Linked DNA regions of Homo sapiens: all the other regions are linked to region 5. A link is a loop called in an ENCODE intact Hi-C map of the cell type or tissue named here. Cell type or tissue: PC-9. All regions are shown on one strand. Each heading gives the region's core, and the rest is flanking DNA. Links, peaks and the distances in the headings are about the cores only. Region 1 has its middle 8.1 kb from the start of INPP5D. Region 2 has its middle 40 kb from the start of ATG16L1. Region 3 overlaps GIGYF2 (GRB10 interacting GYF protein 2). Region 4 has its middle 3.4 kb from the start of ATG16L1. Region 5 overlaps NGEF (neuronal guanine nucleotide exchange factor). Region 6 overlaps NGEF (neuronal guanine nucleotide exchange factor).

What was found. Peaks named below come from ENCODE experiments on the same cell type or tissue, not always from the same donor. Only the 100,000 strongest peaks of a DNase experiment are listed, where the experiment ranks them.
Region 1: it touches region 5 in a loop (10-fold over the local background); 5 of 110 quality-filtered maps call a loop at or near these places.
Region 2: a loop joins it to region 5, with 8 times the contacts of the local background. A loop is called at or near these places in 2 of 110 quality-filtered maps.
Region 3: it touches region 5 in a loop (6-fold over the local background); 3 of 110 quality-filtered maps call a loop at or near these places.
Region 4: it touches region 5 in a loop (8-fold over the local background); 10 of 110 quality-filtered maps call a loop at or near these places.
Region 6: it touches region 5 in a loop (5-fold over the local background); 3 of 110 quality-filtered maps call a loop at or near these places.

Annotation. Positions count from the first base shown.
Region 1 is chr2:233,049,645-233,054,821 of GRCh38, reverse strand. No RefSeq gene overlaps it. Among named protein-coding and RNA genes, the nearest start is that of INPP5D, 8.1 kb to the left of the region's middle. RefSeq lists a silencer at 615-774. In PC-9, for the core only: CTCF peaks have their summits at 487 and 687 (motif pointing right); no DNase peak of the experiment used is centred there.
Region 2 is chr2:233,209,305-233,214,481 of GRCh38, reverse strand. No RefSeq gene overlaps it. Among named protein-coding and RNA genes, the nearest start is that of ATG16L1, 40 kb to the left of the region's middle. In PC-9, for the core only: no CTCF peak of the experiment used is centred there; a DNase peak (open chromatin) is centred at 3,081; H3K27ac peaks cover 1,336 bases.
Region 3 is chr2:232,854,228-232,859,404 of GRCh38, reverse strand. GIGYF2 (GRB10 interacting GYF protein 2) reads right to left here. Exons shown (of 29, transcript NM_001103146.3): 29 at 1-2,612. The coding sequence ends at 2,545. Among named protein-coding and RNA genes, the nearest start is that of SNORC, 13 kb to the left of the region's middle. In PC-9, for the core only: no CTCF peak of the experiment used is centred there; a DNase peak (open chromatin) is centred at 2,634; H3K4me3 peaks cover 349 bases; H3K27ac peaks cover 3,302 bases.
Region 4 is chr2:233,245,640-233,250,816 of GRCh38, reverse strand. No RefSeq gene overlaps it. Among named protein-coding and RNA genes, the nearest start is that of ATG16L1, 3.4 kb to the left of the region's middle. RefSeq lists an enhancer at 2,337-3,536. In PC-9, for the core only: no CTCF peak of the experiment used is centred there; DNase peaks (open chromatin) are centred at 2,906 and 3,476; H3K4me3 peaks cover 530 bases; H3K27ac peaks cover 4,000 bases.
Region 5 is chr2:232,977,923-232,983,099 of GRCh38, reverse strand. All of the region lies in intron 1 of NGEF (neuronal guanine nucleotide exchange factor), which reads left to right. Among named protein-coding and RNA genes, the nearest start is that of NGEF, 33 kb to the left of the region's middle. In PC-9, for the core only: CTCF peaks have their summits at 872 (motif pointing left), 1,074 and 2,903; DNase peaks (open chromatin) are centred at 1,529, 2,269 and 2,989; H3K4me3 peaks cover 1,641 bases; H3K27ac peaks cover 3,431 bases.
Region 6 is chr2:232,889,082-232,894,258 of GRCh38, reverse strand. NGEF (neuronal guanine nucleotide exchange factor) reads left to right here. Exons shown (of 15, transcript NM_019850.3): 7 at 1,209-1,361; 8 at 2,772-2,901. Among named protein-coding and RNA genes, the nearest start is that of SNORC, 21 kb to the right of the region's middle. RefSeq lists enhancers at 1,767-2,375, 2,376-2,985. In PC-9, for the core only: no CTCF peak of the experiment used is centred there; a DNase peak (open chromatin) is centred at 3,108.

The DNA of each region.
Region 1 (5,177 bases), core at 420-4,419, 72 kb before region 5:
TTGTTTTTGGAGCTCTGTCAAGATACCAGGCTCCACCAGCCTGCCTTTCCTTTTCCAGTTCCATTTCTGCTACCGGCATCTTGACGTTTCCAGATCCACCCAGGCCCCTGCAGGCACAAATTTCATTCAGATTTGCAGAGCTAGTGGCCACAGTCCTCTGAATTCCTGACAGATTTTGCCAGAGACCATCCATCTATGTGGCCCCACGGCTTCCTGGGGCTTGGTGCATCCCCAACAATGGGAAGGCAACATCTCAAATCATGGCACCCTCCACCCCTTCCCTGTTCTGCTCCTCTGATAAGCTCCATTTTAGTGCTGCAAATCAGACTCTGAATTAGACACACAGGAACAAGGCTGGGATCCAAATCTCAGCTTTACCATGACTATGTAGCATCTCTGGATTGGTTTGCATCTCTGTAAAGGGATAGTGACACCCTGTTGAAGAATGTCTGTGAAATTATGTAATGTGTCTGGCACCAGGTAGGTCCTCACGATGAGGCGGGTCTCCCAGGCGGCCCCCTGACCAGCTCCTGAAGGGCAGAGCTTCGGTGGGCTCCTGGGGGCTCCAGCGGGCAGCTGGCATCAGTGACCTTCGCCACCGGTTTAACCCAATTCTAGAAGAGAACTCTTTACCTGCGACTACAAAGAACCTGAACGGGTCCGGGTCTGCGCCTTGTGACTCCCGGCCACCAGGTGGCGCTGCACTCTGGCCTCCCCCTGGGACCAGAGCCGGGAACATCGCTGACAGGCACAGGGGCGATCCCCAAGGAGTCCAAGGGCCCATGGAGTCCATAATTGTGCTAAAGGACATCTGTGAATACCGAAGGCCTGGCAGCGAGCATCTCCTGTTTCACTGAAGATGCCGGAAAATCAAATGAGCTTGAAAGAAAACAAGGAGAATTAGGATTGACTTTGGGAAGAATTGGGTAAGAGGAAACCATGTCCAAAAAGCCAACATATGTCTCTTGTCAAGATTCTTAAGGACAGAGGGAAATATTCGTAATACAACGTTTAGTGAAAAAACAAATCAAGGCCGGGTGCAGTGTCTCACACCTGTAATCCCAGGACTTTGGGAGGCCAAGGTGAACAGATCTCCAGAAGTCAGGAGTTCAAGAACAGCCTGGCCAACCTAGCAAAACCCTACTAAAAATCCAAAAATTAGCCAGGTATGGTGACAGGCACCCGAAGTCCCAGCTACTTGGGAGGCTGAGGAAGGAGACTCGCTTGAATCCAGGTGGCGGAGGTTGCAGCGAGCTGAGATCGCACCACTGCACTCCAGCCTGTGCGACAGAGTGAGACTCCATCTCAAAACAAACAAACAAATCAAGAAACCAAATGGGAATACATTACGATTCCAACTATGGAAAAAGCTCTATCCTGGAAAGACACTGGAGGTGAACAGGGTTGAGTTAGGCGGCATATCCACGAGCAATTTTTTTTCTTCCATCTACTTTTCCAGCTTTCCTTTACTGCCCACATAAAAAAATTAAATAAAAAGAGAACTCCAGATCAAGGTAGTGTGTGTAAAATCCTGCTGGAAGCATTTTGTTTTGTGTGGATGGCTGGTTGTATCCTGGGAGACTCTTCCCCCATCATTCCTCTCAGGATTCCTAAGAAAGAGACCAACTTTTCTCTCCTTAACCTTTTTTTTTTTTTACATTGAAAAGTAACATGTGCACATAGTAACATGTTATTTAACATGCTCAAAAGGGTTTACAATAAAAAGTAAGTTTTCCTGCCAGCCCAGACCCCAGATCCATTTCTCCAGGGCCAGTGTCTTGTGCAGTCTTTCAGTGTTTTCTATGCATATACAACCCGATTTTTGCAGGGCCCCCTTTTTTAAATACTCTATTATGTGTCTTTCATTTTTCACTTCAGATTTCTGGACATTTCGTGGAGCTAGTTTATATCTACCACATTCTTTTAAACATACCTACTATTCTATATCATAACATGGTGCATTTTACCAGTTTCCTCTCCCTGGACACATAGATTCCAGGGTTTTTTTGGTTTTGTTTTTGTTTTTGAGATGGGGTCTGGCTCAGCTGCCCAGGCTGGAGTGCAGTGGTGAGATCTTGGCTCACTGTAACCTCCGCCTCCCAGGCTCAAGCGATTCTCGTACCTCAGCCTCCTGAGTAGCTGGGACTACAGGCATGTGCCACCATGCCCAGCTATTTTTTGTATTTTTAGTAGAGATGGGGTTTCATCATGTTGGCCAGGCTGGTCTCAAACTCCTGACCTCAAGGGATCCGCCCACCTCAGCCTCCCAAAGATTCCAGTTTTTAGTTAGTCTATCTGCAAGAAAAATCCCTAGAAGAGGAATGAGCGTTCAACGGTTGTGTGCATTTTTAGTTTTGATTAGTTATGCCGTATTGTCTTCCAAAGTGGTTGCACCAATTTACATACCTACTGTTGGTGATAACTGGGGTTTAATATTTTCTAAAACTCAGAGGGGCAATTCTGGAGTGTCCTACTTTAAGAAAGTGACATGGATGAAAATCCTACTTATGAAACAGGTTTTTAAAAAACAAGCCCTGGGGACTTTTATTTCAAAGGAATTCTTGACTTTCATTACAATATTGATTTAAGAATGAGCTCTCTCCTTGCGTTTGAACTTTTAGGAAAATGTATAAATACATTCCCTTTCTAGAAAGCTGTCTAGATCTGTTTCTTGCACTGAACATGAAGGGGCCAAGCCCATGGCCTCTTGGTAGCTTTGTTGCAGTTAAGCCTACACCTGGATGTGAAGCAAGGCAGGCCTGCGATCCCCACCCCCACCACTGCGATTGCCCCACCCCACCCCTATGGAGTGTCCTTGTTGCCACAGCAACCACCCCTTTCCTGGCTCTCCGCCCCCAGAGTCAGATTTTACAAATTCTAGGAACAGCAACTCTCAGCAACACTCCCCTGAGCCAGACCCTGAGCCCAGCCATCGCCAGCGTCCGCCGGTCTACCACGGCCACCACGCCCCAGGCCCCGGAGCCTCCTCCAACCTCCGTTCTGGCCTCGAGCACTTCCCAGGCATGAATCATGACCGCCTCCCTTGGCAGGCCCACTACCATGCTTCCTAAATGCAGTTCCTGCCAACAGCCACTCTTTCCGTGGCAATTACGTGGCAGCTTCTTCCCAGCTCCACGTTCTGTTCCTCTTCCTCTCTGCTTCTTCAGCCAGTAGTTCTCTGAACTAATGTGCCAAAACAAACAAACAAACAAACAAAAACACCCCACCTGGTTGGTCCCAGCTTCATTTCCATCAGAATCTGCTTCCCAGCATGGTCTTCCTCCTGCCCCCTCCTCCTACTTGGCCGGACTGGGTCTCAGGAAGCCCCAGGTTTTCTTGACTGCATCCTCGCCAGCTCCTAAAACTATGGGGAAACATCTCTGAAATGGCTCCCCACTCTTGCCCTTCCAGCAACTATCCCTGCCACCACCCCTACCCGGAAGCATCACCTCTTCCCTGGACCATTCCAGCCTTGCAGGCTACCCGAAGCAGGTGTCTTTCTCTGATGCTCCGCCACTCCGTGGCATATCAGCACTCCTTTATCTCCCCCACTCTGCCCCGCCCCCGCCCTAGCCTGCACAACCTGCCTGCTCTTCTCTTAGAGCCTTTTCCTATCACGACTTGCACTATTTTGTGTGCACCTCTCTTCTCCTCTCATTAGATTCTCACCTCTGGGAAAATGCAGATCTGTCTTGTTCATTGCACGCTGCAGCAGCATCCGGCTCATGCTGCCAGGCAGTACGCACCTGTCTTTGTCAGCTTAGGCTGCCATAACTAAGTACCATAGACTGGATGGCTTCAGCAACAGGCATTTATCTTTCATAAGTCTGGAGGCTGGAAGCCCAAGATCAAAGTGCCAGCATGGTCATGCTCTGAGGAGGGCTCTCGTCCTGACTTGCAGGTGGCCGCCTTCTCACCTTGTCCTCCTGTGGCCTTCCCTCCTCTCCTCCTTTTTTTCTATGGCCACCAACCCTGTCAGGTTAGGACTCCATCCTTGTGACCTCATTTAACTTTAATTACCTCCTAAAAGCCCAATCTCCAAATACAGTTACACTGGGGGTCAGGGTTTCAGTATATGAATTTCAGGGGGCGGGACATAACTCCCCTAAAGTACCCAGTACCAGTCCATAGCAGTACCCAATAAACATGTGTTGAATTAATAAAAATGGCCAATATCTATCTACCAGCTAACCACGTGGAAGCACTGCTATGCTCTCTACACGAGTTGCCTCGCTCAATCCTCATGGACAACCCACAAAGGGAAATCCTATTATTATGTCTATTTTACTGGCAGGGAAATTGAGACCAGAGAGGTTAAATAATTTGCCTGCAAGTTAGTGGCAGACCTGAGAATCTAGCTTACATCTGCTTGATCCCAAAACCTCTGTATACGCTACACACCTTAAGTTAAATGAGCTGGAACTTCTGCGCTGGGCTCTGCAATGCATAGGGCCTAGAGCCTCCGGCCTGCTCACCTATACTCTCCCCTGCATCCTCTCCTGTCTGGAAGCCTCCTGGCCTCCCACTGTTACTTTTACACAGACCATTATTGGAATTAGCACAGATAAAGAAATTACTGGGTCTAAGCCCAAGGGGCTGGTCCCCAGCACACAGAAGTGTCAGATGACCATTTTCAGGGTCCTTGGAGATGCGTGTGGCATGGACATTTAGAGGAAATTCCCTCTGGAACAGAAGCATGGGTCTCATCCTACCTTCTAGGTTTTTACTGTGAACTCAAAGATGGCTTGATGAAGCTGGGTGCAGTGGCTCATGCCTGTAATCCCAACACTTTGGGAGGCTGAGGCGGGCGATCACTTGAGGTCAGGAGTTTCAGACCAGCTTGGCCAACATGGAGAAACCCCGTCTCTACTAAAAATACAAAAATTAGCCGGGCATTGTAGCAGTTGCCTGCAATCCCAGCTACTCAGGAGGCTGAGGCAGAAGGATTGCTTGAACCCAAGACGCAGAAGTTGCAGTAAGCTAAGCTCATGCCACTGCACTCTAGCTTGTGCGACACGGCAAGACTCCATCTCAACAAAACAAAACAAAACAAAACAGAACAAAAAGATGGCTTGAAGCACACTTGCTGGAGGTGTGGGAGAGGGAACCAGGGCCGGGGTGGTGGTTAAACCTGTCAAACTGCACATCCCACCCCACCCAGAGGTGATTGGTCTCAT
Region 2 (5,177 bases), core at 704-4,703, 230 kb before region 5:
CAGTTCTTTATGGCTTCTTTCCCTTTCCTGCCTCAAATCCTCACTCCCTTGCTCCTGTAGTGTTTCCTGAGTTATCCCCAAATACTTTCCTTGCACTCAAATCTTTGACTCAGAGTCTGTTTCTGGGGAATCCAAACTAATAAGACAGGTGGAGATTTACAGATCCCCAAACCAGCCTTCCCAGCAGATCTCAATGTAGGATATGCCCAGAGAGGCCCAAATATGCGGAGGGTAAGGAGGGCGGACAAAGCAGTGAGGAGAAGCAGCAGAGCGGCCACTGTGGTGCAATCGATCAGGAGGGAGGAGGAAACTCTGGAGTTTGACAGGACACAGGATGCGGGGCCCTGGGCTGGCTCTGAGCTCACCAGGGGCTTCTATGTCCTGACAGTGGAGGCTTCCTCACTTCCATGCACCCTGGTGACAGACCCATCTCCTGAGTGTCAGGCCTCTGAGCCCAAGCTAAGCCATCGTATCCCCAGTGACCTGCATGTATACATCCAGATGACCTGAAGCAACTGAAGATCCACAGAAGTGAAAATAGCCTTAACTGATGACATTCCACCATTGTGATTTGTTACTGCCCCACCCTAACTGATCACTGTACTCTGTAATCTCCCCGACCCTTAAGAAGGTTCTTTGTAATTCTCCCCACCCTTGAGAATGTACTTTGTGAGATCCACCCTCTGCCTGCAAACCATTGCTCCAAACTCCACCACCTATCCCAAAACCTCTAAGAACTAATGATAATCCACCACCCTTTGCTGACTCCTTTTTCGGACTCAGCCCGCCTGCACCCAGGTGAAATAAATGGCCATGTTGCTAACACAAAGCCTGTTTGGTGGTCTTTTCACACGGACACGTGAAACACTGAGGTGACCTGCTGCATCTTCGCCCCTTGAAATGGAAGGAGCCTAACGGGCCCTGTGATCTTTCTTTGTTTTCTTTTCTTTTTTTTTTTTTTCTGAGACAGAGTCTCGCTCTGTTGCCCAGGCTGGAGTGCAGCGATGTGATCTCACTCACTGCAGCCTCCGCCTCCGGGGTTCAAGTGATTCTCCTCCCTCAGCCTCCCAAGTAGCTGGGATTACAGGTGCCCGCCACCATGCCCAGCTTATTTTCGTATTTTTTAGTAGAGACGGAGTTTCACCACGTTGGCCAGGCTGGTCACGATTTCCTGACCTCGTGATCCGCCTGCCTCAGCCTGCCAAAGTGCTGGGATTACAGGCGTGAGCCAACACGCCCAGCCGAGCCCTGTGATATTTCTCCAGATTTGTGCGGGGCACCTCCCTCCTGCTAGCTTCCTGCACGTGTGCATGCGTGCGTATTTGTGTGTGTTTGGTGTCAGAATTCGGATCTTCACCTTCTTCAGGAAGGAGGAGCCTTTTCTCAGAACTGCTCTGTGGCAGTTGTCCACTTCTGGGGGTGATTCTGCCATTCTCTCTGCCAGATGGTGACATTTGGGAATGTCTGGGGGTGGGTTCTAGCGTCTAGTGGGCAGAGGCCAGGGATGCCACTAAGCGGTGCACCAGCCAGCGCCACACCGAAGAATGACCCAGCCCCACATGTCAGTAGTGTCTCGGTCCAGAACCCCTGCCCTGTGGGGAGCAGTTCCGCATGGGTTAGTTCCTCCAGGAGTTAGCCTGCAAGATGGAGGCACACTTGTCCCAGGTCCCCCATTGCTTTGTGTGAGTCATCGGTGGTCGGACAGGATTCCGGTCCTGTAGACCGGATTGTAGAAGGCATCCGAGGATGGGGAATGAGTGATGGACCTCACCGGCACATGGGTGCTGGGACTGTGGCTGTGCTTGGTGGCTGTGCTGCTGCAGGTGCCGTGCCGCTCCTGGCAGGCACAGGGCCTTACTTCTCATGTCACAGGTGTCACAAATGGTGTGGCCTGCAGGAGTGACCTGGCCAAGGCCCTGCCGCTTGTCAGATCTGGGGCCAGGATCAGGCCCTGAGTCCAGAAACGAAGGAGTCACCTTGAGAAGGGCTTGTAAATGGTAAAAACTGTGGCCTTGTAGCTGTCGAGGCTGCGGTGGGAACACGGAGAATTACGTTGTCTTTGTGAGAGCATCATGTTGATAACAGTGACATGTATTGAGTGCTTACCTGCAGCCAGGGCTATTTACATTAGCATGCCTTTTAATCCTTACAAGGCCACCCGGGCGCGGTGGCTCACGCCTGTCATCCCAGCACTTTGGGAGGCTGAGGTGGGCGGATCACGAGGTCAGAAGATCGAGACCATCCTGGCTAACAAGGTGAAACCCCATCTCTACTAAAAATACAAAAATTAGCCGGGCGTGGTGGCGGGCACCTGTAGTCCCAGCTACTCGGGAGGCTGAGGCAGGAGAATGGCATGAACCCAGGAGGCGAAGCTTGAAGTGAGCCAAGATTGTGCCACTGCACTCCAGCCTGGGCAACCGAGTGAGACTCCGTCTCAAAATAAATAAATAAAATTAAATTAAAAAAATAAAAAAATAAATCCTTACAAGGCCTCCGTGAGGTTGATGTCATTATCATCTCCTTTTTACAGATGGAGAAACTGAAGTTAAGTACTTAGCCACGGTCATATGGCCTGCCAGTCAGTGGCAGGTGGCAGGGCTGGGGGCTGAACCCAAGTGTTCTGACCCCAGAGTCCAAGATCCTCAGCACCAGTCTGGTTATCATTCTGAATACTAACACTAAATCATGAAACATTTCCCAGCTAATCCCGAAAGGAAATTCATGGCCGGGGGCTTTTGTCTGCATACCCCTTACCACCTGGCACTGTAACTGCTGGCCTGTGCATCGGCCTCTTCTGGAAGCTGGGCATGTTGCCTTCTTCTGCACAATGGTCACAGCCTGGCACATTTTTGATGTGTTTAAGCAGTTTGGCTCCCAAGTCTGTGCTCTCAACTACTACCTAAACAGAGTGCTTTTTAAAAATAGCAGAAGCAGGACAAACCATTTCTGGGGATGTACTCTAAATAAGGCCTGGAAATTCAATTTATAGCCCGTGCACTAAAACAGGATTCCACATGATACAGAGGACAGCCTCTTCCGCCTGCACCTCCAGCCCTTCCTTCTTCCAAGGCCCTGCCAGGGCTGCGGGTTGGAGCGTTGCCACCTTTCAGCCACAGGAATTCGGCTCCTTCTGGAATCTAACTTTCACTTTTCTGCCTGCTCTGCAGGGCTTGGATGAAGGGGAGGCAAGGCAGGGATGGGTGGGGGGGATGTTTAAATCTGAGGTGGTGCAAGTTCAGGGTGAGCACTGGAGAGTGAGTGTCGGTTACCTTTTGCACCCCCGAGACTTGCTGGCCTTACCCTATTCTCGACCTTCCTAAATGCTAAGCAAGCACGTCATTGTGTGCTCCGGAGTCCCCAAGGCTCCCCATTCCCTGCAGAATGAGGCAGGACTGCAAGTCATTGACATGGTTAGGGAAGGAGGAAGAAAAAGCGGAAGGAGGGAGAGACAAGTGCAGGAGCCGAATCTCGCAGGGACAGGTGCGTCCAGAACCGCCGTGGGGCACAAAACTGCTTTGTGGTGACTGGACCTGCCTACATGTCCCTGGTGGCCAGAAACACTGCCCAGCACTGCCCCATGAAGTGTTCCTATGCGTCCGCTGGGTCTGCTCCCATTGGCTCAGGTCATCTGAGCAGCTGTGCTCTGTGTAGCTAGAGAATCCACCTGCACCTCTGGCTTCAAACTAGTCTTCCTGGCCTCAACTAACCTCGCCTCTCCTTGACCTCAACTAGCTCCTCCTTAGCCTCAAATAGCCCACCTGGCCTCATCTAGTTCCTCCTGGCCTCAGTTATCCATGCCTTAGCCTGATCTATCTCCCTGCTCTTCATGGCTTTTCACAGCCTTGACTTGCCCCCTGGATGGCCTGCCTTGTTTATGAATTTGTGCTCTTGCCTTTACCTCTGCTTTGGACGTTCCTGCATCCCCAAAGCTCTTCTATTTGCTTCTTTTCCGATGCTGTGCACGGTGCCCTCCCTCACTGCCTTGTCTCGAAGGATGAGGGAACGGGATAACACTCACTGAACCCCTACAGCAGGGCCAGGCGCCGAGCCAGGGGCTTTGCAGAGATGAGCTCAGTGAATCTTCGACAACCACACCAGGTAGCCTTCTTTCCATTGTACAGATGAGGAGATTGAGGCTCAGAAAAGCTAAGAAACCTGTGCAAGATTATAGTTTTAGGAAATAAAAGACATTTAAGCCCCATTCTATCTGTTCCCATAGTCCAGGATCCCTCCCACCCATGGCCTACCTCAATAGAAGCACTGACCCCCAAGGCCCAGTGCACGCCATCAACATGTGTGGCCAAGTGCATGGAGGAAGAGCATGAGCTGGGTATGCCTGCTGTGAGATTAGTCACTGGTAAGCCTAGTGGTTCGGTCTGCTGTGACCTGAGAGAGAACTCACCAGTGCAGGCCAGCCAGCCCGTCAGAAAATAACAAGAAACTAGATTGCCTATACCTAGACTCAACCTCCCAGTGCGTTCCCTGGGTGGTTCAGATTTCCCAAAATGGGACCTTCGTGGGTGGCAGTGTCTGTGGGGGTGAGAACACACATTTGCATTATAAAGGGTCTCTGTCAGAGTGAAGGCTGGGAGCTGAGTTTGCTGCCTTGCAGAAAGCTTCTGGGCCTTCCCATAGCTGGGTCTCCATGGAAATTTGTTTGCCAAGAGAAAGGAGCTATTTTAAGGACATGCAAAGATGAGAACCTGGTAGGCTGGAACCAGGGAAGGTAGCTGTGGGAGAGAGCTTTTCTGAATGACTCACTAATTTCTCTCCTATCCGGGTGGGGAAAATGGTGTGGAAAAAGAATGGAAATGCAGGAAGGAGGAGGAGCCCGTGGCTGACTCTGTCCCTGCAGGTGGCACTGGCTGCAGGCGCTGCCCTCCAGGCTGCGGGGGGGTGGGGGGGGGGCTGCGGTGGAGGCACTGGGAAGAGCGCTGCTAGAGACTGTCCATCATGAGGGTAACACCTTCCTGTCGGCACAAACTCTGCTGCTCTCAACCAGCCTTCATAGCATCAAGCAGAGAAGGAAAAAAATTACCTCTGAAAAGGAACAGTGACTGTAGCAGCATCTGCAATCTCAGGGGGCGGTGAAATTCATCCTAGGAATGGAGCACTTTGATGAGAGCTGGCTAATTGACCTGCCTTCTTGATTAGGGAGCCTGGTGTAGGTGAATTAC
Region 3 (5,177 bases), core at 676-4,675, 120 kb after region 5:
AGTCCTAGATATTTAGGAGGCTGAGGCGGGAGGATCACTTGAGCCCAGGGGCTCGAGACCAGTGTGGGCAACATCACAAGACCCTATCTCCAAAAAAGCCAACCAAACAAAAAACCGGAAGCAGAGAGGGTACAAAACAAATACTTCAAAACTCAGGAATAGTTAGGAGAATTTGGAAATAAGTTCATAGAATGGGATGAGAAAACGGTGGCTCTAAGTGAAAGGGTGAGCAAATGAGAATATGAAAGAGAGTAGCATTGAGAGAGACAGAAACAAACATTCCCAGGGAAGAGTGTTTCTTTCTACTAAGTGGGAAATTCCTCAGATAGAAGCAAGTCTCCTTGGTTAAGCAAATGGATGTTCCATGACCAAAATGACTTTGTTCCCCCTAATCTGCCCATTCCACTCCCAATTTTTAAAAATTTATTTTCATTTTTCCTGAATACACACACAGAGTCTAGTTGGGAAGGTGTGGGCAAGCTCTGGAGGGGTGTGTTCAGAGTGGGTGTGTCTGCGGTATGAGGGCAGGAGCTGATCCACATGTTAGCAGAAAGGGAGAGTCAAAAAGAGAAAAGATATTTGGTCAAACTTACCGACATCTGCCTTGACCTCTACATTCTCAAATACAGAACCAGCCAGTGCTACGTGGTCTGGCAGAGAAAGAAGCCATGGCTGCCTCCATGTCTTGGGTGCTTGGAGCTTTTCCATGGTACCAAGAGGAACAGTTTAGTGCAGAACTCAGCCTCCATAAAGGTGAGTACAAGAGGTGCACTCAGATAGAATACAATCAGATTTTATTTAAGTTCTTTTTTATTTTCCTCCACACTGGCAAAAGTTCCGAGGGAGCCTAAAGTTTTGTAAACATTTTAACTATCCCTCTTACCCACCCCCAACTTTTGAATTTACAAAGCAAAGGAGAGTAGGAGCCCCAACTTTTAATGGTTTCCTCTCCCCTCATGCTATTTGATCCAAAAACTATATACAATTTTGTAGCAGTCTCTGTATAGTTATTACACATGTTTAGAAGGGAGGGAGGCAAGAAGGGATAGGGAGAATGGTGATCCAAAATAATAAAAATAGAAGCCAAATATAATACTCCAAACCCAAACTGCTCTCAGAGCAACTCCAGCCTTCTTCAGGCAACAATGACAGGCAGCAAAGGTGCTTTTCCAGGGGCTGCCCAGACCACAGCACCTCTCGCACAGGCACAGCTGCCCAATGACTCCAACCCAGTGTGAGTGGCAATTCCAGGTGATGTTCTGTAGGGGTTTGGTGGAGGCAGGAAAAGTATTTGTTTATAAATAGGGCTTGAGTACATTTCTACTTGAAGTTTAAGGTTTTAGGAGGCCATGACCAGAAGCCAGGCCAGGCTTCCTGCTCCCATTTTCGCCCATCCCCTCCAGCCCACTGCATCCTCCTGTATAGTAGATTCCATGGATGAAGGTCTTAAAGATGGACAGGTTCTGTATGTTCTCTTTTCAGAAAAGGCAAACAACTTGCCATCCCAGAATCTTTACACAAAACCTTTTCCGGGCTACAGCAAGACACACACGCAATGCTCTGAGGACCAGATGAAATTCCAGGCTTTTATCAGAAGCAAAAGTTTATCCCTATCCAAAAATGAAATTATACAAATTCATACATATGGTAAAGATTCTAGCTGCCTCTTAAACGAGACAAATTTTCAGCAGAAGGGCCCAAAACAAAATGGTCCTAGTCCTCTGAAGTAAAAATATTTATGGGAAAAATCAGTTTTTGTAAGAAAGAAAAATTAAGAATAGTCTCTCTCCCAGGCCATAGAGCTTCCTTTGTCCAATCAGGTTGGAGCATGCCAGGGGAGATCAGCTTGCTCAGAAGTCACTATCTAACGAAGAAAAACATAAATCCTTTCAGAGAAAGGACACTCAGAAAGAACAGGTGAGGAGTGTGTAACATCAAACCAAACCAACCTCATCTCAACCCCACTCAGGGCCTCTCTGATGCAATCCCAAAGTTAGCAGTGGCAATGCAACTTTCAGACCGGGAGAGCTCTGACTGCCTGTTGGATACTCGAGTCACAGTCCATGGGGTGTTTTGTTATTGGCCAATGTCTGTTAACCATTAACTCTCTTCATGATTGCACCAGTTAGACCATTTGCCCTGATGGGGGGAAAAAGAAGAAGAAAAAACAAAATAGAAGAAAAAAAGTGACAAGAGAAAGCAAGCTGCTAATGGCCGATCCCAACACACTTTCTGGGAGACAGTAGATGAAATCACAGCACAGTGAACACATGCTGCCTAAAATCAGCCTTGTTGGGGAGTAATCCCAACTGCCACCCCCAAGACACAGGGTCCAGTCCACTTATCTATAGTCTGAGATGTTCACCAACAAAAATGGATTAAAGAATCTTGGACACAAAGGGCCAGAAGAAAAAGCCTGAGATGATCGGTTCTGTGATTTGTTGCAGAGTGATAAAGAGTAAATGGTGAGTAAGTGTTGTGTCCAAAGGTGGAGACTCCATAGTCGGCAGACAGGAGAGGGATGGCCAGTCCACTGGCAGGTGCTCAGTAGTCATCCAACGTCTCGATTTCACCCATGTTGAGTCGCTCCGATGATGCATTGACTGAAAATCCTGCAGAAAAAAAACTGGCTATGAGTGACCACACCCAGGCAACCAAGCGGCTCAAATTCTAGGCGGTGAGCTGGAATGTAAGTCTGTGTTTGTTTGTTTGTGAGACAGGGTTTCACTCTGTCACCCAGGCTGGAGTGCAGTGGCGTGATCTCGGCTCACAGCAAGCTCCACCTCCTGGGTTCAAGAGATTCTCATGCCGTAGACTCCCAAGTAGCTGGATTACAGACACATGCCACCATGCCCGTCTCATTTTTTTTGTATTTTTAGTAGAGATAGGGTTTCACCATGTTGGCCAGTCTGGTCTTGAACTCCTGACCTCAAATGATCCGCCCGCCTCGGCCTCCCAAATTGCTGGGATTACAGGCGTCAGCCAACGTGCCTGGCCAGTCTTTTGTTTTTGAGCATACCATAGAAGTATTACAGGGAGACAAAGATAAAGGTCACAGCAGTAGCTTTCTGTTCTTCCAATGAGAGAGATTTTTTATTTTCTTAAGGTTCTGATATAACCTAATTAGGAAGGAAAATAAAACAAAATAGCATCACCAATTAAAAAGAACTGCAGGCCGGGTGTGGTGGCTCATGCCTTAATCTCAGCACTTTGGGAGGCCAAGGCAGGCGGATCATGAGGTCAGGATATCGAGACCATCCTGGCTAACATAGTGAAACCTCGTCTCTACTAAAAATACAAAAAAACATTAGCTAGGTGTGGTGGTGGGCACCTGTAGTCCCAGCTACTCGGGAGGCTGAGGCAGAAGAATTGCTTGAACCTGGTCGAAGGAGCTTGCAGTGAGCCGAGATCGCGCCACTGCACTCCAGCCTGGGTGACAGAGCGAGACTCTGTCTCAAAAAAAAAACAAAACAAAAAAACCCCCTGCAAACCACTGCTTCAGAGAATCAGAGAAAAGAATGGGATGTGAGTGTGTATCAAGGACAGGCTGGGCTGGCCCTGGAGGAAAGTTCATGCAGGAGGTCTACCTTAAAAGAGATGGGGGTGGGCAGGGGGGTTACCATGGAGGGTTGTATACACTAAGTTCTTTGTAACTACTTGACCACATAACTTTGAAATCTGAGTGGGATTAATACCCCTTTAAACCTCAACCCACTTTAATGGGAATACTTCTTCCCACCAGTCAAAAACTTTATGAAAGTTCTGGCCCAGAGCTTTTGATACTCAGGGTAAGAGGCTCCATGGAAGACACACTATTAAGATCCTTAGAGTCCTCGCATATTCTCTTTCCCACAGTAGACAGAGCAAGAAGATTAAAGTACTCTAACTCGATCTACTGTAAATATATCTGCAAAGGAAAAGATTTCAGTTAGCAATGTTTGATTAACCAAAAGGGAATTTGGCTTAGAAAAAGCAGTACTAGCATACCCATTGAAGGCAATAAGCAGTACTCACAAACACAACTGACAGCTGAAAACCTAATGCTGGCTGGGCACACTGGAGGCCGAGGTGGGTGGATTACTTGAGGCCAGGAGTTAGAGACCAGACTGGCCAACATGGCAAAAACCTGTCGCTACTCAAAATACAAAACATTAGCTGGGCGTGGCGCTGCACGCCTGTAATCCCAGCTACTCGGGAAGCTGAGGCACAAGAATTGCTTGAACCCAGGAGGCAGAGATTTTAGTGAGCTGAGATAACATCACTGCACTCCAGCCTGGGCAACAGAGTGAGACCTTGTCTCAAAAAAAAAAAAAAAAAAAAAAAAGAAAGAAAAAGAAAAAAAGAAAACCTAATGCCGAATGCCCAATGGTCACATGTATGTAATTTTTCCAAAACTTCTATAATTGGAGGTTGATAAAAATGATGAACAATGCCTCTTTAAACTGAGTGACTCCCCAAAAATGTTCCAGTTCTTCTACCTTGAATAAAATCCCAAACTGTTTTAGTTATTTGAATACCAAAAAGTAAACAGGCAATGTCCTTATTCTAAAAGCAGTTCTGTTAATATTAGCTGGGTTTTCTGCAGCCTCTTGTTTTTTCATGTTCAAGTTTTCAAATAAATACACATTTGAAATGTAACAGTAATAAACAAAAATGCCTTACATAAAATACCTTAATTAACTGACTCAAAAATATCATGATTCAAAAAAATAAACATGCCTATTTATTAACCAAAAAAGCTGTGGTACCAACTGCTTACAAGACCAAATATAGGGAGAGGCTAGGATTCCAAACCCCATCCTGAGTTTGACCCCATCAACTGTGTTCCAATAACCCACAAGTCTTTTTCTTCCCCCTTGAAAATAGTGACAGCCTTAGTGTTTATATATATATACATATATATGTATTTTTAAAGACAAGGTCTCACTCTGTCGCCCAGGCTGGAGTGCAGTGGTGTGATCTTGGCTCACTGCAACTTCCACCTCCCAGGCTGAAGCGATCCTCCCACCTCAGCCTCCCCAGTAGCTGGGACTATAAGCGGGTGCCACCACACCCAAGTAATTCTTGTAATTTTTGTAGAGACAAGGTTTTGGCATGTAGCCCAGGCTGGTCCCCAACTCCTGGATTCAAGCAATCCGCCCACGCTGGCCTCCCAAAGTGCTGGGATTACAGTCATG
Region 4 (5,177 bases), core at 838-4,837, 270 kb before region 5:
TCGACAAGAAGCCCCTCTCAGGTTTATTCTCCAAAATAAACCTGTCTTTGATTGTTAAGCTGCTTTTCGTGTTTCTTTCTTGTTTCTTAACTCTTACATACCTGAAGTCAGGGTGCGTTGGGAAGAGTGTCCCACTGAACTTGGAAACAGGTTTTGTGGTTTGTTTGGGGTTTTTGTTTTTGTTTGCAATGGAGAAGAGAACTGGAAACGGGAGCTAAGAAAGATGTGAATTGTGTATCAGAGTTTGTCTTCATTGTTAGAATCCTAGAAATTGTGGCCTGACAATAAATGGAGCCTTAGAAGGTAATCTGAGGCTGTAGATGTTGAAAGGGGGAGATGAAGACACACTGGCTCCTGAGAAAGTTGTGTCTGTGAACAAGCTCAGTAGAATGGAAAACCCAGTTCTGTAATAGAGTTGCTGGAGCTCCATCTGCCTTTAACAATTAGTGAATTTACTGCATGAAAATGGAGCCAGACAAAGTAGTTGGCCAAAAGAGGAAAGGAATATCAGAAACTACCTTCTCTTCCAGTGTGTCTCAAGTCCAGAGGAAGGTCCTTCAGAGACAGATAAGAAGAACTTAGGCTGAGGAGAGGAGGACAGTCAGGCTTCTAGCACTGTAGTTGAAGATGGTTCACTGGTAGTCAGTATTGAGTGGACCTGAAGTCGTTGGAAGGATCCAATGGGATCAGAAATAGAAGTGACTTCCTCACACGCTGAAGAAAATGAAAAAGTTCTGAAAGTGACCGAGAATGCCTTCAAATGCAGCAGTGGCACCACCCTTAAAAGACCATTACACCAAATCTTGACAGTTGAGCATGTTAATTTCCCACATTTATGATTAAAATATGTTTCCAAGGTTGGGCATGGTGGCTCACACCTGTAATCCCAACACTTTGGGAGGCCAAGGTGAGAGGATCACTTGAGCTCAGGAATTTGAGACCAACCAGCCTGGGCAACATGACACAACCTGTCTCTACAACAATACAAAAAATTAGTTGAGTGTGGTGGCGTGTGCCTGTAATCCTAGCTACTGGGATGGGGCTGAGGTGGGAGCATCGCTCGAGCCTAGGAGGTCAAGGCTGCAGTGAGCTGTGATAGCACCACTGTGTTCCAGCAGCCTGGTCAACAGAGCAAGACCCTGACTCTCTCTCTATATATATAAAAATATGTTTACAAATTTGCAGTTTGCCTAACCAGCAATTCCACTTGCAGGAATTTATGCCAAGAAATATTTGGACACATGTCCACATACAAAAATCTTTGTTGCAGAATTGTTTTTAGGTTGGTGTAAAAGTAATTGCGGTTTATAATAATGATGAGAAGTTGGAGAAAAAAATCTACATTTCCAACAATAAGAGATTGGTTAAATTACTGTACATTTATTGCTGGAAATTGTTGATAGTAACAGCAGTATATGTCATAATTTATGTAAAATGAGTATGTCCCTAGCTCATCATAGACAAATATTTGTTGAACACATGAAGAATAATTTCTAAAGAAAGAATATGAAGCTCTGCTAGTCCTGCCCTCCTCCTAACTCACCAGCTTTATCTAGCACACAACCACAGCCACGCTGAAGCCTCTTACTTCCTTCTGCTTACCGTGCTCCCTCTCGTTGCAGGGCCTTTGGATTTACTGTGTTGGGCACATCTTCCCTTCTGACTTCTCCAAATTAATTTCTGTGTGTTCGTTCTCATTTCAGTAGTCACTTCCTCGCAACAGTAGGATGAGAGACCTTCACAACCTGTTACAGATCTTATCTCCCTGTTACGCGTGTACCTCTCCTTTATAGCATTGATCCCAGTTATAGGTTCACATGTATTTGTATCATTACTTGATAAAGGTCTGTCTCCCCCAGTAGACTGTAAACTCCATGAGACAAGAGCTGTGTCTGTTTTTGCACATCATTATATCTCCAGCAAGAGCATGAAGCCCTTTATGTATTAGGTGCTCAGTAAATGTTATTTAATTAATGAATGGAATATGTGAAAATACTGATAATAGTATTATCTGTAGGCAGTGGTGTTGCTGGGTTTTTTTCTTATATGTGTATTTTATATGCATTTTCTAATAGGTAGACATTATATATATATATACTACATATGCATGAAAAAGTTGGGCCGGGCGCGGTGGCTCACACCTGTAATCCCAGCACTTTGGGAGGCTGAGGCAGGTGGATCACCTGAGGTCAGGAGTTCATGACCGGCCTGTCTAACATGGCAAAACCCCATCTCTACTAAAAATACAAAAAATTAGCTGGACGTGGTGTCAGGCGCCTGTAATCTCAGCTACTTGGGAGGCTGAGGCAGGAGAATCGCTTGAACCCGGGAGGTGGAGGTTGCAGTGAGCCGAGATTGTGCCATTGTACTCCAGCCTGGGCGACAGAGTGAGACTCTGTCTCAAAAAAAAAAAAAAGTTATAGAAATAAACACATATTTATTGATGAAACCACTTATGTCAAAGCATGGTAGACTCTGGGAGATCACAAATAAGCAGGAACACTTCTACAGTGCTACGGGCTGTGCATTCTTCTGAGTAGTATTTCACATATTATAACTCATTTCCTCCTCACAATAATCCTGCTCAGTAGCATCTTCATCCTTATTTACAGACGAGGAATCTGAGGCACAGGGAGGTTAAGTAACTTGCATGAGGATACCTGGCTAGTAAAGTGGCAAGACCTGGGTTCAAATACAGGCAATTTAATTCTAGCATCTGTGCCTTTAACCACTGCACTCCATCATCCAGTCTCTGTTCTGGCTGTCACTGCAGTATGACTGGACTAGAATACATGAAACAGAATAATTTTTAAGTAATATGTGACTCACTCCTAAATTAGCCAATAGGGAGGGCAACCTGGTGAAGAGCAAAGTCAGTGATGGGGAGGCTTCAGGTGTGTTCACAGGCCCTGAGGGGAATGACTGGCTGGAGGGTGAGTAATACAGGGGATGAGTAATAGGAAGGAGGAGGAAATAGGTTGTCTGAATACTCTGGTGACAAATAACAGATCTTGAGAGTTTTTATATTTGTTCTGGTAAATAGTGATTGTCTAAAGGATTCAGCATGCTTTGCTGGGAAGCAGCATCTGTGAAATGGAGTCTGACTGCCTATAATGGATGTAAGATAAATGTAAAATATCCCAAGATTCTTGTAGCAATATGTTAAGCCTCACGAATTTGCTCACAGGAAGTAGAAAAGGCGTCACTTATCAAAGGACTTTTTTTGTGGAAAGTCTAGTTTCACTGAACCAAAGTTCCACCAGCTTTAACATAACAGCACCTCTGTGGCAGCATTTCCACTGCTAAAAACTTCCAAGAGATTCTCACCTCCATCATTGATGCCTACACATCTCATCTGTGAGATCCTCTAGTTATGCTCCAATTCAGAGGAATTCAAGGGCCAACCTTCAAACTATTGTCCTATTTACTCTTTTCTCTGCCCTTTGGGTCTTCCTGATTTCCTTTACCTTCCACTCAGCAGGTTAAAAAAACAGTGCAATTCCAGTGTGGGTTGGGCATAGGGATGGGCATCCTGACTTCAAAGAATTCACTCTAGGAAGGGAGATTGGAACACGTATCAGTTATGGGTGCAAGGAACATAAAGTACAAAGAGCCGGCCTGATGGCAGTACCAAAGGGATTCAATTATCTTCTGTTGGTTTTTCTCTAGCTTTTATTCTTAAAATCTCATTTCCTATTATTCTTTTAAAAAATTATCTTAGTCTTTCTTTATTTCCACTCCTTTTCAGCTCTTCCCAAAATTATATTACTCAAAGTGAAAATAAACTAAGTTAACTGTGTTACTGTGTTAACTGCTGTATAAACCCGATAGCTGCTAGAGTAAACCAAAGGATAGTCAAGAAACCAACTAACACAGGTTTCCAGACACACCACTGAGCCTTCCAAACCTTATTTATTTATTTATTTATTTATTTTTATTTTTTGAGATAAGGTCTCACTCTGTCACCCAGGCTGGAGTGCAGTGGCATCATCTTGGCTCACTGCAACCTTCGTCTCCTGGGTTCAAGCAATTCTCATGCCTCAGCCTCCCGAGTAGCCGGGATTACAGGCATCTGCCACCATGCCCAGCTAATTTTTTGTATTTTCAGTAGAGACAGGGTTTCACTATGTTGGCCAGGCTGGTCTCGAACTCCTGACCTCAAGGGACCCGCCCATCTCGGCCTCCCAAAGTGCTGGGATTACAGGCGTGAACCACTGTGCCGGGTCCAAACCTCATTTCTTAATATGATAATAACAATGCCCCCTTATAGGCATATGTTACTTGGCTCTTTTGCTCCTTGTTTTTCTTTGTTTTTTTTTTTAGGGTCGTTGCTTTTGTGTATACACATATATGCACACGGCAGGAAATTTTCATTATAAAGAATCTCTGTGTACATAGATTAAACCACATGCAGGTCATGTCCTTCACTCCGTATATATGTTGACACTCAGATTTCATATTATTTTATTTCATTTTTTGAGACAGGGTCTTGATCTGTCACCCAGGCTGGAGTGCAGTGGCGCGATCACGGCTCACTGCAGCCTCAAACTCTCAGGCTCAAGCGATCCTCCCACCTCAGCCTCTCAAATAGCTGGGACTAATTTTTGTTTTGTTTTGTTTTGTTTTTTTGTAGAGACCGGGTCTTACTAAGTTGCCCAGGCTGGCCTCAAACTCCTGGGCTCAAGTAATCCTCCTGCCTCAGCTTCCCAAAGTGCTAGGATTACAGGCATGAGCCACCTTGCCTGGCAGATTTCATATTATTTATTTATTTTTTATTTTGTTATTTTTTTAGATGGAGTCTTAGTCTGTTGCCCAGACTGGAGTGCAGTGACTCGATCTCAGCTCACTGCAACCCTCTGCCTCCCAGGTTCAAGCAATTCTCCTGCCTCAGCCTCCTGAGTAGCTGGGACTACAGGTGCCTGCCACCAGGCCTGGCTAATTTTTGTATTTTTAGTAGAAACGGGGTTTTACCATGTTGGCCAGGCTGGTCTAGAACTCCTGGCCTCAAGTGATCCACCCGCCTCGGCCTCCCAAAGTGCTGGAATTACAGGTGTGAGCCACCATGCCTGGCCAAATTTCATACTTTTAAAATGATGTCTGAGGAAGTGTTATTATCCTTATACTACAGTACAAGCATTTTAGTAACATTTCAACTTTCTTGGAGATCTTTATCTCCT
Region 5 (5,177 bases), core at 741-4,740:
AAAATGCCCCAGTGGGCAGCCATCCCCAGGGCAGGGTGACAGCTGTCTCCCTGTGTGATTGATTGGCTTCTCCACCTTTTCCACAACTGTCAAGGGTTCCATTAGAGATCCATGCCATGCAGGTCTTCCTCGGACACAGAGCGTCTTCTGGGGCCACTGTCCCAGCTCCTTCCCTTGCAGGGACTTTTCTGCCAAGCCAGAAACTTCATCTGTGTCTCCTTCCTCTGTCTAAATCCTCCTGTCTCACTCTCCCCACTTTGATCCAGGGAGAAAAAAGGCCCAAGGCTGCCGGGCGCAGTGGCTCAAGCCTGTAATCCCAGCACTTTGGGAGGCTGAGGCGGGCGGATCACCTGAGGTCAGGAGTTCGAGACCAGCCTGACTAACATGGTGAAACACTGTCTCTACTAAAAATACAAAAATTAGCCAGATGTGGTAGCGGGCACCTATAATCCCAGCTATGCAGGTGGCAGAGGCAGGAGAATCGCTTGAACCCGGGAGGTGGAGGTTGCAGTTAGCTGAGATCGTGCCACTGCACTCCAGCTTGGGTGACAAGAGCAAAATTCTGTCTCAAAAAAAAGGCCCAAGACAAACCTGTGCTTCCTACCTGGGAAGAGGCTAACGTACCAATTCAAGGACCAGGAAGGAATGTGGAAATGATGTAGGTGATCTGGGATCAGCCAGTCCCTCTCTTAGGGGTGCTGGGGGCACCTTTTGCCTCAATAAGCCCCATCTTCCTGCCCCCTTGATGGTAGGTTCAAGCCCTTCTTGTCACAGGAAAGGTGCCACCATGCTGTCCCCCTGTCTCAGGCCACACTTCCTGGCCACCTGCCCCACCTGGACCCTAACACACCCCACAATCTCCACGGATGCCCTGTGTCCCCTCCTTGGAGAGATTGATGATGTTTCAGTGTCACCTGCTGGGCAGCAGCTGCCCTTGTGCTCCAGGCATGGGGCTGCCCATGCCTCCTGCTGGGCTGAAGCTGAAATCCAAGGTCCCAGCTCCAAGGACCAGTGAAGCTCCCCCAGTCCCAGTCACCCAGGGCTGTGGCCTCCCCTGTGACCTGCTCCTCACCAGTACCTCCCCTGCAATGGGCTCTGCCACTTCCCTCTCCCTTGTAGTCCTTTTTTCCCTCTGGTGGCCCCTGCGAGCTCCAAGGAGGCCAGGCCTGTCTCACTGAGCTGTCCCCAGCACCTAGAGGGGCCTGTTCCCGAGCAGGTGTATAAACACCCAGTGGGTTCACCTTGCCTACTGCCTAGACAGAGCCAATTTATTAAGACAGGGGAATTGCAATGGAGAAATAGTAATTCACGCAGAGCCAGCTGTGCGGGAGATGGGAGTTTTATTATTACTCAAATCAGTCTCCCCAAGCATTCGGGGATTGGAGTTTTTAAGGATAATTTGGCAGGTAGGGTCTCGGGAAGTGGGGAGTACTGATTGATCAGGTTGGAGATGGAATCATAGGGATTGAAGTGAGGTTTGCTTGCTGTCTTCTGTTCCTGGGTGGGGTGGCAGAACTGGTTGAGCCAGATTACCACGGTCTGGGTGGTGTCAGCTGATCCATCCAGTGCAGGGCCTGCAAAACATCTCAAGCGCTGATCTTAGGTTTTACAATAGTGATGTTATCCCCAGGAGCAACGTGGGGAGGGTCAGACTCTTGGAGTCAGAGGCTGCAGGACCCCTAAACCGTAATTTCTACTCGTGTAGCTAATTTGTTAGTCCTGCAAAGGCAGACTGGTCCCCAGGCAAGAAAGGGGTCTTTTCGGGAAAGGGCTATTAGCAATTTTGTTTCAGAGTCAAACCGTGAACTGAATTCCTTCCTATAGTTTGGCCTATGCCCAGGAATGAACAAGGACAGCTTAAAGGTTAGAAGCAAGGTGGAGTTGGTTAGGTCTGATTTCTTTCACTGTCACAATTTCCTCAGTTATACTTTTTGCAAAGGCAATTCCAGGTGCTTGGGAGGCCCTCGGCCCTGGGGAGGAGACATCCTCCTTTCTCTTGTTTTCCACCTTCTCCTACCCTTACCCCTCCATTCCCCTAGTTGAGAGGCAGAAGACGATAGCGAGAGATGGCAGGGCTCCAGCTGCCCCTTCCCTACTGGTGCCAGTCCTTCTCCAGATCAGGACTCCTGCTTGCCTCTGACCTGCGCAGGCACTCCATGTGCCCTAGACCTGGCCAAAGCAAGGGCCGCTGCTCTCGCCCAGGCAGCTTCTCCCTCATGCACCTGCTGAGGATGCCCTGGTGGCGGTGTTCCCCTAGGACTTTGCCTGAGGGGGCTCTAGGGACTAGCAAATGAGAATGCTCTGCGAGCTGTCTGACTCATGCCTGTAATCCCAACACTCTGGGAGGCTGAGGTGGGTGGATCACTTGAGGTCAGGAGTTTGAGACCAGCTTGGCCAACATGGTGAAACCCTGCCTCTATTTAAAAAGAAAAACGTAGCCAGGCACGGTGATAGGCACCTATAATCCCAGCTACTTGGGAAACTGAGGCAGAAGAATCATTTGAACCCAGGAGGCAGAGGTTGCAGTGAGCTGAGATCGCGCCACTGCACGCCAGCCTAGGCGACAGAGCAAGACTCTGTCAAAAAAAAAAGAAAAGAAAAAAGAAATGCAGTCTCAGCCCCCACCCAGGACCTCCTGAGTCAGAATCTGTGATTTAACGAGAGCCCCGGATGATGTCTGCACTTGGATGAGATCCAGTCTAGAAACTTCACCTCTCCACACCCACCTTGCTCCTCCCCACATGCCCTGTGCCTTCCTCCCCTGCAGTAGCTGGTGATTGCTACAGCTGAGCCTGCAGCCAGCTCCCCACAACTCCCCACCTCCTTGTCCCCTTGTGTCCTGACCTCCCAGGACACTGATTCACACACTGATTCATGCAGCCCAGTGCTGGGAGGTGTAACAGCCACCTCAGCTCCTGGGCCTGAAGCTGCACAACTAACACAGAGACAGCCAAATAGAGCCCCCTCCTGGCTCTGATCCTTCCAGGCCTGACTTCAGCCCACAGTTACAACAGCATCTTTTGACCACATCACAGGTCCCCCCAACAAATGAGTCAGATAGCTGTAGTGTGACCCCTGCCGCACCATTTGCCAGCCATGCGACCTTGGCCAGATTATCACAGCTCTGAGAGTGGCAGCTGCCTCATCTATAAAGTGGAGTAATTATCACATTGACTCATGCGGAAGTTGCGAGGCTTGGCTAAGGTAACTCATCCGTTCATCTATTGCTGTAAAAAAAAAAAAAAGATGTTTACAGAGTGTTGTTGTGTGGCCGGCATCAGGAACAACAGAGACCCAAACAGACCAAGTCCTGTCCTGAGGAAGCTTATTAAGGAGGGAATGTGGACAGACATAGAATGAAGACGTGAGTCCCATGCCAGCAGGTGCTCAGGGGGTGTGAATGAATGAATGAATGCAAGTGCACCATGAGCTGCACCCTCCCTCAATCACAAAGCTATCCCCAGGCTCCCCCACCCTGAAGTTACCATGGAATAGAAAGACATGGGTCTAAAGCCACAGAGGAACTTAAGGGAACATCAGAAGATTGGGGTGGGGGAAGCTTCTGGGTTTTCTGGCAGTTAATCGTTATAGACGAATCAAAGCAATTATAAAAAGATTCCAGACGCAGAGCACATTTGCTTAAAATAGTCTATAATTGCAGCAGAATTAGAATAGTTTTACAGATAGTTTTACAATCTCTTCCTGTGTGTGTGTGTGTGTGTGTGTGTGTGTGTGTGTGTGTAAAATCATCTCAAAGGTGGTAAGATCTGGGAATACTTCTTCTCAGGGTTTCAGAGCCTCCTCATTTCAGGGAGGACAATCCCCCTGACTCTTAATGTACCATGAACATCCCTCTAAGGACCCTCTGAGCCTCCCTGGATCACCAAATTTGAGAGCTAGAAGTCAAGAATACCCACCCACCCCATGTTTTCTGGACAGGAAACTGAGGCCCTGACTTGCCTGATGTTAAGCCTGTGATTACAAGCAGCTGGAAATGGAGATTCGAACCCAGGTCCCCTGACTCCTGGCCCAGTGCCCTTGGTGGTATATGGTGTGGGCGTCGTTGCATCCCTGGCACCGCACAGTAAATGCTGGTGATCAGCACTGACACAGGCAACGTCGACAGAGCAGCGAACACAGCACAATAGGCTACAGAAGCCAGACACCCAGCCTGGGCAGCATGGCAAAACCCATCCCTACAAAAAATACAAGTATTAGGCGGGCGCCTGTGCTCCCAGCTATTCAAGGGGCTGAGGTGGGAAGATGGCTTGAGCCCATGAGGTCGAGGCTGCAGTGAGCCACGGATGAGCCTCTACTGCACCACTGCTCTCCAGCAAGGGCGACAGACTGCCAGCTCCACCTACACAACAGAAAAGGGCAAACCAAGACTCTAATTGGTGGTTGCCGGGGCTGGGGGCGGGGCAGTTACTGACCTCCGCAGGCACAAGGGGACTTTTCCCTGTTGAGGGAGCTGTTCTGTATCTTGGTGGTGGTGGTGGTTACATGCACTGAATGTGTTTGTCAAAACTAATAAAAAGAGTAAATTATACCGCAAGTTATTTTTGTTTCGTTTTGTCTTGTTTTTGAGATGGAGTCTCGCTCTGTCGCCCAGGCTGGAATGCAGTGGCGCAATCTCGGCTCACTGCAACCTATGCCTTCCCGTTTCAAGCGATTCTCCTGCCTCAGCATCCGGAGTAGCTGGGATTACAGGCGCCCACCACCACGCCCAGCTAATATTTTTTTTCTTTTAGTAGAGACTGGTTTTCACCATGTTGGCCAGGCTGGTCTTGAACTCCTGACCTCAAATGATCCCCCCCCTCAGCCTGTGCTGGGATTACAGACGTGAGCCACCATGCCCAGCCCCTCAAGTTTTTAAGATACAGCCTAAAATAATGACGATACTGATAGTAATAATAACCTTGAAAGCCAAAAAAAAAAAAAGTTCATGTTAGGATCACAACACAGAGGCCCCGGGGGTCCCCTTGTCAGAGCCGGAAGATGCCTGTTAGCAACTCAGTCCAGTGTCGGTTAGGGATTTCTGTCCACAAACTTTTCTCCTGGGAGATTCCTCAACCCAACACCGCAAAACCAGTGTGCTCTGACCCCAACCTGGCTTCACTCCTGCTTCCCAGACCAGGAGTGGCATTCCGCCAGGCACCCAGGCCCACAACAAACAG
Region 6 (5,177 bases), core at 818-4,817, 89 kb after region 5:
GGAGCTGTGCTTCCAGCAGGGACTGTGTGAAGCCTGGGCCGAGCTGCAGCGGAGGAAGAGTAGACAGACATCTGCCCATTGAATCCTTTGAAAAGGAAAGGAACCAAATCATGTGGCCAGGATGAAAGAGCACTTACCATCCCCAGGGCAGGCCATGGAGTTTTGCAGCCAGAAGCCACATGGGGCTCAGCTGGGACAGTGCCTGGTGATCAGATGGGAAACCAAGGTGGGGCCCGGCGCAGCCCCGCTCTGAGCAGTGGGGATCCGCTCAGCATCACATGTGGCACCCTGGGAGCTGCTCACTCTCTGTGGGCCTCCAAGTGGGTCTCTCCTCCACACTGACACTCTCACTTCTGTTTGCAGCCCCCTCACCCCTTCGTGGCAGCGCCTTCTGGTGGGTTTGGGAGGTGATGGCTGACTGGGGCCAGAGTGGCCTGTGAGACCCCTGGGCTTCTGCTGCGGCACTTCTTTTTTATTTTTTTTGAGACAGAGTTTCACTCTTTTTGCCCAGGCTGTAGTGCAATGGTGCGATCTCAACTCATGGCAACCTCCGCCTCCTGGGTTCGAGCGATTCTCCTGCCTCAACCTCCCGAGTAGCTGGGATTACAGGCGTCCACCACCACACTCGGCTAATTTTTTGTATTTTTAGTAGAGACAGGGTTTCACCATGTTGGCCAGGCTGGTCTCGAACTCCTGACCTCAGGTGATCCGCCCGCCTCGGCCTCCCAAAGTGCTGGGATTACAGGCGTGAGCCACTGCGCCTGGCCCTGCCACGGCACTTCTGTCTTATGTATTTGTATTTTACTGTGGAAAATTCCAAACATGCAGAGGTAGATGTCCATGTGCGCTGCTCACCAGCGTCAGCAGTGGTCAGCCCAGGGGCCAGTCCCTACCCCCCAGGGGACCCTTCTGAAGCAGATCCCCATGGTCATCTATTTTATCCTCAAACACATCAGCACATACCTGAAAGATAAGGTCTCTTGGTGCTCCCAGCACCATCAGCCCCGTGAAAACACAGTCATTCTTCAAGATGACCAAATACACCACCAGTGCTCGGTGCCCCTGCCGATGGATCTTGTCGGCCTGTACGCTCACCGTGCACACTGCTATGTCCAATGTCCAAGTCAGGCTCGCATGCTGCCCTTGGTGAGACAATTCCCCACCCTACCCCCCGGGCACCCTCCGCCTCAAGCCGCTGCCTCTCGTAGGTTCCTCCTGGAGCTGGAGCACCGGATGGAGGAGAACATCGTCATCTCTGACGTGTGTGACATTGTGTACCGTTATGCGGCCGACCACTTCTCTGTCTACATCACCTACGTCAGCAATCAGACCTACCAGGAGCGGACCTATAAGCAGCTGCTGTGAGTGTATCCGGCAAGGGGCTCAGGGGCAGGGGGAGGTGCCCGGGGCAGCCATACCAGTGCTGGCCCAGGCTCCTTACACGGTGACACTTCATGGTCCTTTACCTCTGCGTTCCCAAGGTCCACATGAGCCACCGGAGTTGGCCAGGGATACTGGTGACAGTGTCCCAACCCAGCACGTTCTAGGGTGTATTGGTGTCACTAGAGAAACATTAGCCCAGCCAGACCCCAAGAGAATCAGCGTAGCATCCACTGGACCTGGATCCAATGGCTGAGCAGAGCACTGTGCAGTTAGAAAAGAGAGCTTGAGGTCAAGTGAGGTCATGTGGACAATTCAAAGCCCAGGACATCAGAGACGGGGCTTGAACTAGCGACAAGGGCAGGGACAGGATGGGAAGGAGCCTCGGTGGGGCTCCTCCAGCAGCGCCGGGGCATTGATTGCTAATCTGCCCATTTTGTAAACTTTCTCTGAGGTTTAGTTGACAAGGTAATTTTCCAGCCAGCGTGCCTCTTCTGAATTCTGCGCACTGAGGTTCGCACTTCAGTGCCTGGGGTTAGCCAGGGAGGCCGTCTTGGCTCCGCACAGAAGCACCCAGGGAGTTTTCCAGTTGTGGCGTCTGCACATTGCGCCTCACTGGCTTTTCCACCAAGACATGGAGTTCATGGTGCACGTTTCAAGCCTGAGTCTTTGGGCATTTGGATGTTTTAACAGTTGGTGAAGGAAAATTGGAATTGGAGGGAATGAGGATGCAATTTTTGAGGATAAACATTGAGAAGGCAAGCATGTGGCAGATTAGGAATCATTCACAGCACCCAAGAGCCTGCCGCTGTGGCCCCCGCCAGGCCGTGTGAGCACAGAGGCTGAGTGACAGGCTGAGCACCTGTCCCTGCCGTCCCTGCTGTCCCTGCTGTCCCTGCCGTCCCTGCCATCCCTGCTGACATGCATGGGGCCGAGCTCACCTCCAGCTCTCCCAGCCCTCATCAGCGCTGTGGCCCAGCCCACCGCTGAGCCCACCTGTCAGAAATAGTGCAGGCTGTCCTGGTGGTGTCTCTAGCCTGCTGCCCGTTCCTGTCACTACGTGGGTTTACCTTGCCACAGTTTCCCGCTGGGTGAAATCATCTAATTGTGCATCTGATTCACAGACTTGGCCACACAAGGAATCCTTATCCTCCCACACACAGCAGCATATTGTGCCAAGTCTTCAAGGCCAGGCATGTGAAGCCACTATTGTTATTTGACTTTTACGTGAACAGTCTATTTTCCTTTTGAAAAAAAACAAAGAAAGAAATCAACATGTTTTCTGAGCCCGTGGGTCGTCTGGATCCTGGGAGGCTGTGGATGGGGAGGAGGAGTCTCCAGTTCATGCCTCCTGCAGCTCAGAGACCTACTCCACCTGTCTGTGTCCCCAGCCAGGAGAAGGCAGCTTTCCGGGAGCTGATCGCGCAGCTAGAGCTCGACCCCAAGTGCAGGGGGCTGCCCTTCTCCTCCTTCCTCATCCTGCCTTTCCAGAGGATCACACGCCTCAAGCTGTTGGTCCAGGTACAGCCTCCTCCACCTGACCCACAGACGGGGCTTCCCAGGCTTTGCTGTGGTCATTCCCGGGCCCTGTCAGCTTTCTAGGAGGTCTACTGGTTCAACAGATACTAAGCTCCTCCCATGTGTGCCAAGCACGTTCCTGGGCAGTGAGGATGCAGCGCCTGCTCCCAGGGAGCCCATCGCAGAGGGGAGAGACCGAACCATGCACAGCCAGGAAGTGGGCATGGCCCTGGGGACAGCCAAATGGGCCGACACGACAGGGGTGGCTGGCTGGCCACTGCCAGTTGCAGCGATGGGGGCGGGTCAGGAAAGACACGTGACGTGTAAGCTGAGACCTGGCTGACAGGGAGGAGCTGGTGGGGGCAGGTAGAGGAAAGAACATTCCACGCAGAGGGAACCGCTTGTGCAAAGGCCCCAAGACTGCAAGGTTCATGGACAGAAAGGCCAGCAGCGATCTCGGGAACATGACGGGGACGGGAGTGGGTGTGGAGATGGGGACAGAGGCAGTTCCAGGGAAGACATTGGGTCCTGTCCTCAGTGTGATGGGAGTCACCTGATCGGACCCACTTTTAGGAGCTGGCCCTGGCTGCTCCAGAGGGTGACGGAAACGGGGAAGGGGTTACACTGGCCTGTGGGGCTGGGTCGGGGAGTGGGGGCCCGGCAGGGATGTCAGGGAATTGAAATCAGTGACTTGCTGAGAGAAGGACTGAGAGTGATTCCTCGGCTTTTACCTTGAGCAGTTTGGGGGTGTGCAGCCGTTGCTGAGATGGGGACGTCTTGGGGCGGGGAGGGCTCAGGATTCAGGGCAGGATGAACTGAGTTTGAGATGACTTTGGACAGTTCAGTGTCAGAGGTCAGAGTTAAAGGGAGAAGTTGGGCAGGACTCGCTGGCATCAAGGTGGTAATTAACCGAAGAGGCCGCCAAGGAAGGAGAGAAAGGTGCCTGAGACCAAACTCAGGGACGCAGCCAGGCCTGGGAAGGAGCAGCGGTGAGGGAGGTGGAAACCCACAGAGCTGGAGGCATGGGAGACTCAGGGGGATGGGGCTTCCAGAAAAGGGAGGCTCCAGCCAGGCCCAGAGGCAGGCCCAAGACCCCCTCCACCTGACAGGCCCAGTGAGGCAGGACAGAGACCCCCTCCACCTGACAGGCCCAGTGAGGCAGGACAGAGACCCCCTCCACCTGACAGACCCAGAATCAGGACTGAGACTCCCTCCGCCTGACAACCCCAGTGAGACAGGACAGAGACCCCCTTTGCCTGACAACCCAGTGAGGCAGGACCGAGACCCCCTCCACCTGACAGGCCCAGTGAGGCAGGACAGAGACCCCCTCTGCCTGACAGATGCTGGGGCCCTGTCTACTGATGCCCTGGGCAGAGGGAGCCATTGGCAGCTGGGCTGGTGAAGTGGACGGTATAGAGTGCAGCTGTGGCCCTGAGGAGCATGAGCTGAGGGGGACCTGGGAGCCACAGGTAGCAGAGGTCAGAGGTCAGACAGGTGAGAGGCCAAAGACCTAGGGGCAGCTACTCCAGAAAGAGCAGAATTACAGAGAGGAGGCCTGACCCAGGAGGAAAGGGTTTGGGAGCATGAGGCCAAGGAAGCAGTTGTCAGGAGAAGCCCCTGGCCCAGGGCTAATGGAGATACGAACGTGAGGGCAAAGCCGGGATGGCGACCCCAAACCGGAAGACACCTGTGATGAACGCAGTTCCGTGGGAAATATTTTTTTAACTTGGAAAAAGTGAAACAGAAGACAGTAACATTTCCTAATTATGCAGTGAAAAATATTTTAGGACATTTTATAGGGAAAGTGCATATATGAATATATTAAAACCTTAGCTTCTATAAGATGAAAACCAACAGTAAGATTAAAAGCAATGGAAATGCAGTGATTAGGAAATGGTGGAATGGGGACAGCTGGGGTGGGCACTCAGGGAAGGGCTCAGAGAAAGGGGTGGCGGGTCAGGGACCATTCCAGAGAGAACGGCAAGTCTCCACATCAGGCAGCATGCTGGGGACACACCGAGTGGAGGCTGGCGTGGGAGAGCACGTGCCAGGCTAAGGAACCCATACTGCCCTCCATCTGAGGCCACCAATGCCACCTGGTCAGATGCAGCTTTTATGCCTGTGAGAAAAGATGGCGTCTAAACCGTGCTGTTCAGCAGGGATTTGGAAGTAGGGGGACAGTTAATGACAGGCATGGTGGCCACATACAGGATGGAAAAAGCAGGAAGGTGGCTGTGGGTCTCGAAGGTCTCTGGCTTGGCTGCCAGGCAGAGGCGGGC